Linked DNA regions of Homo sapiens: region 2 is linked to region 1. A link is a loop called in an ENCODE intact Hi-C map of the cell type or tissue named here. Cell type or tissue: endothelial cell of umbilical vein. All regions are shown on one strand. Each heading gives the region's core, and the rest is flanking DNA. Links, peaks and the distances in the headings are about the cores only. Region 1 overlaps LINC00639 (long intergenic non-protein coding RNA 639). Region 2 holds the start of CLEC14A (C-type lectin domain containing 14A).

The links. A loop is a pair of places that touch in the nucleus more often than their neighbours do. Peaks named below come from ENCODE experiments on the same cell type or tissue, not always from the same donor. Only the 100,000 strongest peaks of a DNase experiment are listed, where the experiment ranks them.
Region 2: it touches region 1 in a loop (13-fold over the local background); 3 of 110 quality-filtered maps call a loop at or near these places.

Annotation. Positions count from the first base shown.
Region 1 is chr14:38,865,852-38,870,249 of GRCh38, reverse strand. All of the region lies in intron 2 of LINC00639 (long intergenic non-protein coding RNA 639), which reads left to right. Among named protein-coding and RNA genes, the nearest start is that of LINC00639, 49 kb to the left of the region's middle. In endothelial cell of umbilical vein, for the core only: a CTCF peak has its summit at 2,492 (motif pointing right); DNase peaks (open chromatin) are centred at 719, 2,509 and 3,569.
Region 2 is chr14:38,254,190-38,258,587 of GRCh38, reverse strand. It overlaps CLEC14A (C-type lectin domain containing 14A), which reads left to right and starts at 2,495. Exons shown (of 1, transcript NM_175060.3): 1 at 2,495-4,398. The coding sequence starts at 2,566. The coding sequence ends at 4,038. It overlaps LOC112268136 (a long non-coding RNA gene), which reads right to left and starts at 2,543. Exons shown (of 5, transcript NR_169588.1): 1 at 2,143-2,543. RefSeq lists an enhancer at 2,686-3,313. In endothelial cell of umbilical vein, for the core only: a CTCF peak has its summit at 1,949 (motif pointing left); DNase peaks (open chromatin) are centred at 917, 2,167, 3,207 and 3,827; H3K4me3 peaks cover 2,515 bases; H3K27ac peaks cover 3,874 bases.

The sequences.
Region 1 (4,398 bases), core at 219-4,218:
GTGAATCAAGGAATGATATCTGAGATTTTCTTTTCTCAGCCACCAATGGCACACACACAGTCAAATAAAGCAATGTGGGAAAGCTCACACCAACATAGCAAGAAAAAAAAATCACATTCTTTGGGGTGACAAAATGTGCAACAGCTTTTGGCTAGCTGTTTCGATTTAACAGAATTTGGTGAAAGGAAGTTTGAGCTGCTAGGAAAATCTACTTTTCTTCTTGAAAAGCTGATTTTTTTTTCCCCATGAGAAATCTCAAAGTGAAAATTGCTGCTTTCACACTACTCTCTACAGAAATATTAATAAATGCCATTCTGTTAGGTATTAATTAAAACAGTACTTGTTCAATTCTATTTTATCACATATTGTGAAGAGTTGAGATAAAGCTCTCACGCTGTCTTTTTGGATCTGTTAATCTTTTTATTGTACATATAAAAGTATACAGACAAATTGGATTCTCTAGGGGTTGTTACATTCATTCATTCACTCAGTATTTATTTATCGAACAGTAGGTACTGGGAATATTATTTTGTGAGACAGTCTGTTTCCTTGGGAACTCATAGTTTAAAGAGGAAAAGCAGACATGGTAAACAGAAAATTGTAATACAGTGTTAGAGCTCTGCCTGAAGTAGGAACAAGGAAATTGGAAACGATGATCAGGGAAGGGAAACTTACATCTTCAGGGAGGTAGTGCTTCAGGGGAGGCTGAAGTGTTGAGAATCAAGCTAGACCTTTAAGGTTAAAAGATTTTGCTGGAAGAAAAAATGGTCTGGACATTCTAGGCAGAGTAAAACACTGGAAGCATAAAATGTCTGATGGGTTAAATGCTGTGACAGGCTGCCTTTCCCCATCTTGTGGAATTGCTTCTTGAAGGGTGCATAATTTAAAGAAACCTTTAAATTCTGGAATGGGCTTGGTTATGGAAGAAAGCAGCAAGATTTGTCTGATTATCAGGAGCCACCTGGGAGAGTAAATTTTCACTGGGCACAACAAGTAGGCATATAACAAATATTTGTTGCTTTGATGTTGTTGAATTTTATTTGTCCAAATAGAATGAAGAAACACAGCACAGGATGATGCCCAGGAAGTAAGGGCCAGGCATTCGTGGAGGGTTTGGGCCCTTAATAGTTTGTGAAAGAGATTATCAGGACCACATCTCTAAAAGAGAAGCAATTCAAACGCCAAACATCCTAGTGTTTACCAGCAGGAGATTTAGTTTGTACTGCAAGGGAGTGTGGACTTACCCCCAAAGCAAATACACAATTGTGTGTATTTTACTCTGCTGAATGCTCTTGAAATCAATTTCTAACCCATAAAACAGAAGTTTCCCAAACCAAATCCACTATAAAATTCATCTCTGTGGAGAGGCCATAGCTGTTACAGGAGGGCAGGATGGTAGATCAGGAGGCTTTTCTGTTTAAATATTTAAATAGATTTCTATTTGAACAGCTAAATGAAACCAAACTCACTCTCTTATCTCAATAATTAAAAAGAAAATTGCTGAGCTTTCTTTGCCAAGTGTTCATGCCATTTCCCCCCTTTCTTGAGCTTTCTCAGGGTATTCTAAGTGCCTATGATTTGGTTTCTTTTTGGAGTAACTCAAGCAGTCTTTCACAAGCCGTATTTCTGGGACTATGGCAGACCGACTTCATTGGCTTCTTAACGAAGAACAGCCTGGCTTAATGATTAATTTCTAGGTAAATGGGGCTGAACCAAGCCTCACAGGACCTGTCTTGGAGGGGCTGGCTAAACAGTGGCTCCCTGAGAGGACAAGCACATTTCTTCCTGTAATCGACAACTATAGATTTATTTTTCTTAGTGATGTTAAGCATCAGAAGGTACTTCTTTTACTTGCACTAAGCAGGATAGTTTTAATTTTGCCTTTAGGCCTTATCTATTACTGTTTCCCCTGGCAACGTTATCTATAAACTTTTCTCTCTTCATTTTTTTTAATTTCCAAGTAGTTCATGATTATTTCAGAAAAATTAGAAAATACAGAAGATAACAAAAATTAAATTAAAAGCAGCTAAAAATCTTGTCATTTACTAGCATCCTGAGACATTATTCCTAACCTTTCCTCCTTCAGATATGTGCATATAGAACATGTATTTACAAAATTAGAAACACACCGTGTGTGTGTGTGTGTATTGATCTGTTGTGCTAATGTCTTATATTTCTTTGATACAATTATGTGGTCTTAGCAAGACTGGTATAAAGCCATTTCAAATTATGAAACAATAAAAATGATACGAATTTTCTAAGCAACTCAGGGCTCCATATAAAATACACATAAAGACATTTACCAGCCTTTATTTCCTATTTGGTACCCTGCCTATGTTTCACAGACTATAAAATGAAAATTAATATTCTACACTACTGTCCTTCTATAAATAGCTATGGCCATGTGGTTAGCTGCTGCCCAGCATGGTGGGGGGATTAGAACCACCATCTAAACAAAGGCCTGCCTTGCACTGATGTGCTTGTTGAAAAGTACGCCAGCAGAGGGCAGTGTACTTCCAGGACACAACTCAACGCTGCCATGGGCTGTGGAACAATCGGTGGAAAGACTTTTAACACTGCTCTAAATACAAACCAACACACAATTTTACTAGAATATTATTAGTCTGTTTGTGACATGTTTTAAGAATTTGAAGTTCTGACACTAGATTATGGAAACTATATAGCAAAAGTGAAAATGTATTCATTTAATAAGCTTATATTGGCCACCTACAAATGCCATGCTGTAGTAATATAAATATTGAAGACAAAAATCCTTGCCACAGATCAGCAGGAGATAAAAGCATGCAGTAAATGTTTCCAAAATGCAATGATAACACTCATGCTAGCTGAATAAATTCTGTCTAGAGGAACTCAGAAAAGGCCCCACAGAGGAGTTTTGTATGAACTGAGTCTGAAGAATAGCAGGAATTCACTAGGCAGGTGGGATCGGGGATGCAGGGAATTCCTACAGGGAGGAAGGTAGAAAGGCGCAAAGGTGTTATTTAAATGTTGAGCAGGGTAGGTGATTTTGTTTTTTATTACCCTAAAATGTAAGCCTTGATTTCCAGAACAGAGCCCCAGAACAAAACAAAACAATAGTGAGAAAGATGATATTTGCCAGTAGATTTTATGCTATTGTTTAGAACAAGTGTCTGAAATATAATAAATCCATTATATGCTAAAAGCACCAGCATCAAAAATATTTATCTCCACTCACCTTCAGGTAATCACCAAATTCTGACTTGTCTTTTGGTGGACTTGATTAGTTAGCCAGTATTTACACATACATATATGCTGATTTTACAGGAAAGGGGAGATGAAAATGTGTTCATTCAGCATCTCTTCATTGTTCCTACTACAGGTGGGCACTTGTTACAAGTGGTGCTTTCATTAGTGATATGTTCTTTTGGCCTGCCTATTCTGTATTGCTCATGTGTTGGTTCAGATTCCCTGATAGGCCATAAATGCTTATTTATCTGGATGAGGGCCTGTTTTTCCTTTGTGTTTTCCCACAGTGCCAGGCAATATAATGTGCATACACAGCACAGCCGTAAATGTTGACTGACTTTATCTATAAGGCCCACACTGACTTCTCACAAAGAAGGAAATGATACTAGAGGAAAGGAGGACGACGGAGATGATGTGGAGAGGCTATAATTAACTTTTCACATGACAGGGCAATCCACATGCTGAGAGGAATTCTCTCTGGCATAAGACAGTGTAGAATTTTGTACGGAACTATACCTTCCATGTTTCCAGCTGCTCACACCTCTTGCTTAATTAACAAATGTTTGTATAGAGTGGTCAAGACACTCGATATACTAGGAGACCTAATTGTTATGATTACTTTACATTAACATCCTCTCTGCAGCTGCTTTAAGTCTGCATTTTGGAAAGTATTCACAGAAGCTACTCAAAGGAGCTAGAGTGGTTTGTTTATGGCATTTTACTTATACAATGTTCATTTGTCTTTTTATTTTCTTCCTTACTTGTCTGTATTAGGAAGTAGCTGTTAACTAACCATAACCAAAGTGACCATATTCTCTTTTGACAAGTTTTTTCCTAATCAGATAATCACCTGCTGCGTATTTTTAAGTAAACTCTAGAGGATCTTCCTAAACAAGGCAGGAAACCAAGAAACTCTAAAATGAAAGAGTACTGAATTAGGATAAAACCAAATTGTTATTGCAAATAACCTCCCCTCTCCATGTGGCTCAAAGGACACAAAAGCTTATTTTTCTCTCATGAAACATTTCAGAGGTGAGCATTCCAGGTGGTTGCTGACCACTGGTGGGGGCCTTGTGGTCGTTCAGGAACTCAGGCTCTTTATAGTTGACAAGTCTCAGTGTGCTAGTTAACAATTTATTGCCTTTAAGCTCCACTTGCGCTCTTTCATAT
Region 2 (4,398 bases), core at 118-4,117, 610 kb after region 1:
AACATTTTTTACATATCTTCTGTTGTACATGTGCAAAAATTTCTCTTAGTTTTATACCTTATCATGGAAGTGCTAGAGTTTGCAAATATTCAATTTTAGTGAAAAAAAGTGTCAAATTTTTCCAAAGTGGTTGCTCTAATCTGTAACATGTAAAAGAGCCAATAGATTCACATTTGGTATTATAAGATTTTTAGGCATTTGGAATCCAGTGGGGGTAAAATGGTTCTATATTATTATCTTAATAAATATTATTAAAAAATAGAAACTTTCCTCCATTTCTAATTTGGTCAGATAAACTGTCTATTTCAAACTAATTACAAAACTATTTACGTCCTACTTTGAGCTAATTTTTTCTAACTCTTGTGTCATTCCATGATATGGTCATGGTCATGGTCAGTACTCTCATATAGTCGTTATGGCCAATGTGTTCTCTGCTATAATCCCACTCCCCTAGACAGAATGTCAGGGAGTGAGATCATGTATTTACTTAAGCTTTCCAGCTATTCATTCTTTCTTACTGTAGACACCTCATCTCATCCCAAACGATTTTTAAAGCTATCTAAGAAATTTCCATTGACTACTTAAGTTTGAAAAAGATTTTATTAAAAATATTGCACTACATGGACACATTTACAAACACAGTCATAAGATTGCAATGGTCTATAGAGAGCTGGCCCAAGTGACTAAGTATTTTTTAAAAACCATTCAATTTGATTTCTGGATTTTCATGTTTCTTTCTTATAAGACACTAAGTTACCTAATTTAAACGCAAAGCCACGTTTAAGGTGATTCTCAGACATCTGAAGGAAGGACTAAGGAATGTTCTTTAAATTGGGAAATAGGGCAGGAGAGAAATCCTAGTGCAAAGCTCCATACTCAGCAAAAGCAAGGTAAGTATGATGATGACTCATAGGCTTACTGTTGTTTGTTAAGATACATGGAATTTCCAGGAGGAAAGAAGAATGAGAGTTATGGTAAAAATAAGATGGAAGCATACAGATGTGATCCTGAAACCTTCCCTCCCACCCCTCATCAACCTGAATGCAGTAAAACAAAGTGAGCTTATATGCATTATCCATGGAATGGCAACTTTCATTCTGATTAAAGATATTTAAAAGCATCAGACATCTCTAAGAGGGCTTAGCTGAAACTCTCTATGTATTTCTGATGGCAACGTATTTGGCCATTATGAACCAAGATAGAATGTACGTTTTCTAAACTGATACTGAATTGTCTAAGTTGCTAACAAGAAATCCTTTCATAACAGTACAGTTTTTAACCTTTACTTCTTTATTCATCTTTAATTCCTTGCCACTTCCCACTGAGTTGAAATGTTTATATTAAAACAAAACACCCACTGGAATTCTAAAGAAATTGGCTCACCCATCTTTCAAATTACAAGATATTTTTTGACAGTATACAATATTCATTATAATGGAATAAACATTTTAATTTCTTAAGGAACTCTAATTTTCCTTAAAGGAGATGTTTACAACTTACTATTATAAATGCTGCCACTCAATCATAGGAGAAAATGATACTAAAATAGTTCAAGGCTAAAATCACACATAGGGCAGTTGTTCTCGAATATTTATAAGGCCACGAACTCATTTATGTATAACCTATAAACTTGAAGAATTTTTGAACCAATACAGTGGCAAGGAAAGCTAACAACCTAACTGTTAAGATCTATGGTCATTATTTTTCATTTAGTCCTAGAAATACATTTCCTTTCTGTAATGAATCAATATGGTCTAACTCAAAGAGAAACACGTGGAAGTGAAAAATAAATTTCTAAAGCAAGTGCTGATGGAAGAAGCAGAATTTCCCATTTAAAATACCCAAACAACTCCAAATTCTTTAGTAGTTAGGACTCCTGAAATCTCTTGACATAATAGAGAAGCAAAGACCCATAGAGAGATATGCGGTTAAATAGTGCTGCCTCTGGTGGCAAAAGCAGTTGCTAAGTTGTTTCACAACATATTTTTCCCCCACAGGCACAGGCCCCCCAAACACTGGAGCCGTCTACGAATTATTCTGACGCTAACTCCACAGCTCCGGACAGAAACACAATAGACGGGCGTGGTCTTATAATCATAAGCCAGTTCCTTTCTCAAGTCCTTCCTGCCTATGTTCGCTTACGTGTTATGGGTTCTGCGGTCCTGATGAAACTCCCTGAACGGAGAAAAACCACACACTTCATCCCAGTGGCGAATTTCTCCTCTTGCTCTAAGCAGGGTGTTTGACCTTCTAGTCGACTGCGTCCCCTGTACCCGGCGCCAGCTGTGTTCCTGACCCCAGAATAACTCAGGGCTGCACCGGGCCTGGCAGCGCTCCGCACACATTTCCTGTCGCGGCCTAAGGGAAACTGTTGGCCGCTGGGCCCGCGGGGGGATTCTTGGCAGTTGGGGGGTCCGTCGGGAGCGAGGGCGGAGGGGAAGGGAGGGGGAACCGGGTTGGGGAAGCCAGCTGTAGAGGGCGGTGACCGCGCTCCAGACACAGCTCTGCGTCCTCGAGCGGGACAGATCCAAGTTGGGAGCAGCTCTGCGTGCGGGGCCTCAGAGAATGAGGCCGGCGTTCGCCCTGTGCCTCCTCTGGCAGGCGCTCTGGCCCGGGCCGGGCGGCGGCGAACACCCCACTGCCGACCGTGCTGGCTGCTCGGCCTCGGGGGCCTGCTACAGCCTGCACCACGCTACCATGAAGCGGCAGGCGGCCGAGGAGGCCTGCATCCTGCGAGGTGGGGCGCTCAGCACCGTGCGTGCGGGCGCCGAGCTGCGCGCTGTGCTCGCGCTCCTGCGGGCAGGCCCAGGGCCCGGAGGGGGCTCCAAAGACCTGCTGTTCTGGGTCGCACTGGAGCGCAGGCGTTCCCACTGCACCCTGGAGAACGAGCCTTTGCGGGGTTTCTCCTGGCTGTCCTCCGACCCCGGCGGTCTCGAAAGCGACACGCTGCAGTGGGTGGAGGAGCCCCAACGCTCCTGCACCGCGCGGAGATGCGCGGTACTCCAGGCCACCGGTGGGGTCGAGCCCGCAGGCTGGAAGGAGATGCGATGCCACCTGCGCGCCAACGGCTACCTGTGCAAGTACCAGTTTGAGGTCTTGTGTCCTGCGCCGCGCCCCGGGGCCGCCTCTAACTTGAGCTATCGCGCGCCCTTCCAGCTGCACAGCGCCGCTCTGGACTTCAGTCCACCTGGGACCGAGGTGAGTGCGCTCTGCCGGGGACAGCTCCCGATCTCAGTTACTTGCATCGCGGACGAAATCGGCGCTCGCTGGGACAAACTCTCGGGCGATGTGTTGTGTCCCTGCCCCGGGAGGTACCTCCGTGCTGGCAAATGCGCAGAGCTCCCTAACTGCCTAGACGACTTGGGAGGCTTTGCCTGCGAATGTGCTACGGGCTTCGAGCTGGGGAAGGACGGCCGCTCTTGTGTGACCAGTGGGGAAGGACAGCCGACCCTTGGGGGGACCGGGGTGCCCACCAGGCGCCCGCCGGCCACTGCAACCAGCCCCGTGCCGCAGAGAACATGGCCAATCAGGGTCGACGAGAAGCTGGGAGAGACACCACTTGTCCCTGAACAAGACAATTCAGTAACATCTATTCCTGAGATTCCTCGATGGGGATCACAGAGCACGATGTCTACCCTTCAAATGTCCCTTCAAGCCGAGTCAAAGGCCACTATCACCCCATCAGGGAGCGTGATTTCCAAGTTTAATTCTACGACTTCCTCTGCCACTCCTCAGGCTTTCGACTCCTCCTCTGCCGTGGTCTTCATATTTGTGAGCACAGCAGTAGTAGTGTTGGTGATCTTGACCATGACAGTACTGGGGCTTGTCAAGCTCTGCTTTCACGAAAGCCCCTCTTCCCAGCCAAGGAAGGAGTCTATGGGCCCGCCGGGCCTGGAGAGTGATCCTGAGCCCGCTGCTTTGGGCTCCAGTTCTGCACATTGCACAAACAATGGGGTGAAAGTCGGGGACTGTGATCTGCGGGACAGAGCAGAGGGTGCCTTGCTGGCGGAGTCCCCTCTTGGCTCTAGTGATGCATAGGGAAACAGGGGACATGGGCACTCCTGTGAACAGTTTTTCACTTTTGATGAAACGGGGAACCAAGAGGAACTTACTTGTGTAACTGACAATTTCTGCAGAAATCCCCCTTCCTCTAAATTCCCTTTACTCCACTGAGGAGCTAAATCAGAACTGCACACTCCTTCCCTGATGATAGAGGAAGTGGAAGTGCCTTTAGGATGGTGATACTGGGGGACCGGGTAGTGCTGGGGAGAGATATTTTCTTATGTTTATTCGGAGAATTTGGAGAAGTGATTGAACTTTTCAAGACATTGGAAACAAATAGAACACAATATAATTTACATTAAAAAATAATTTCTACCAAAATGGAAAGGAAATGTT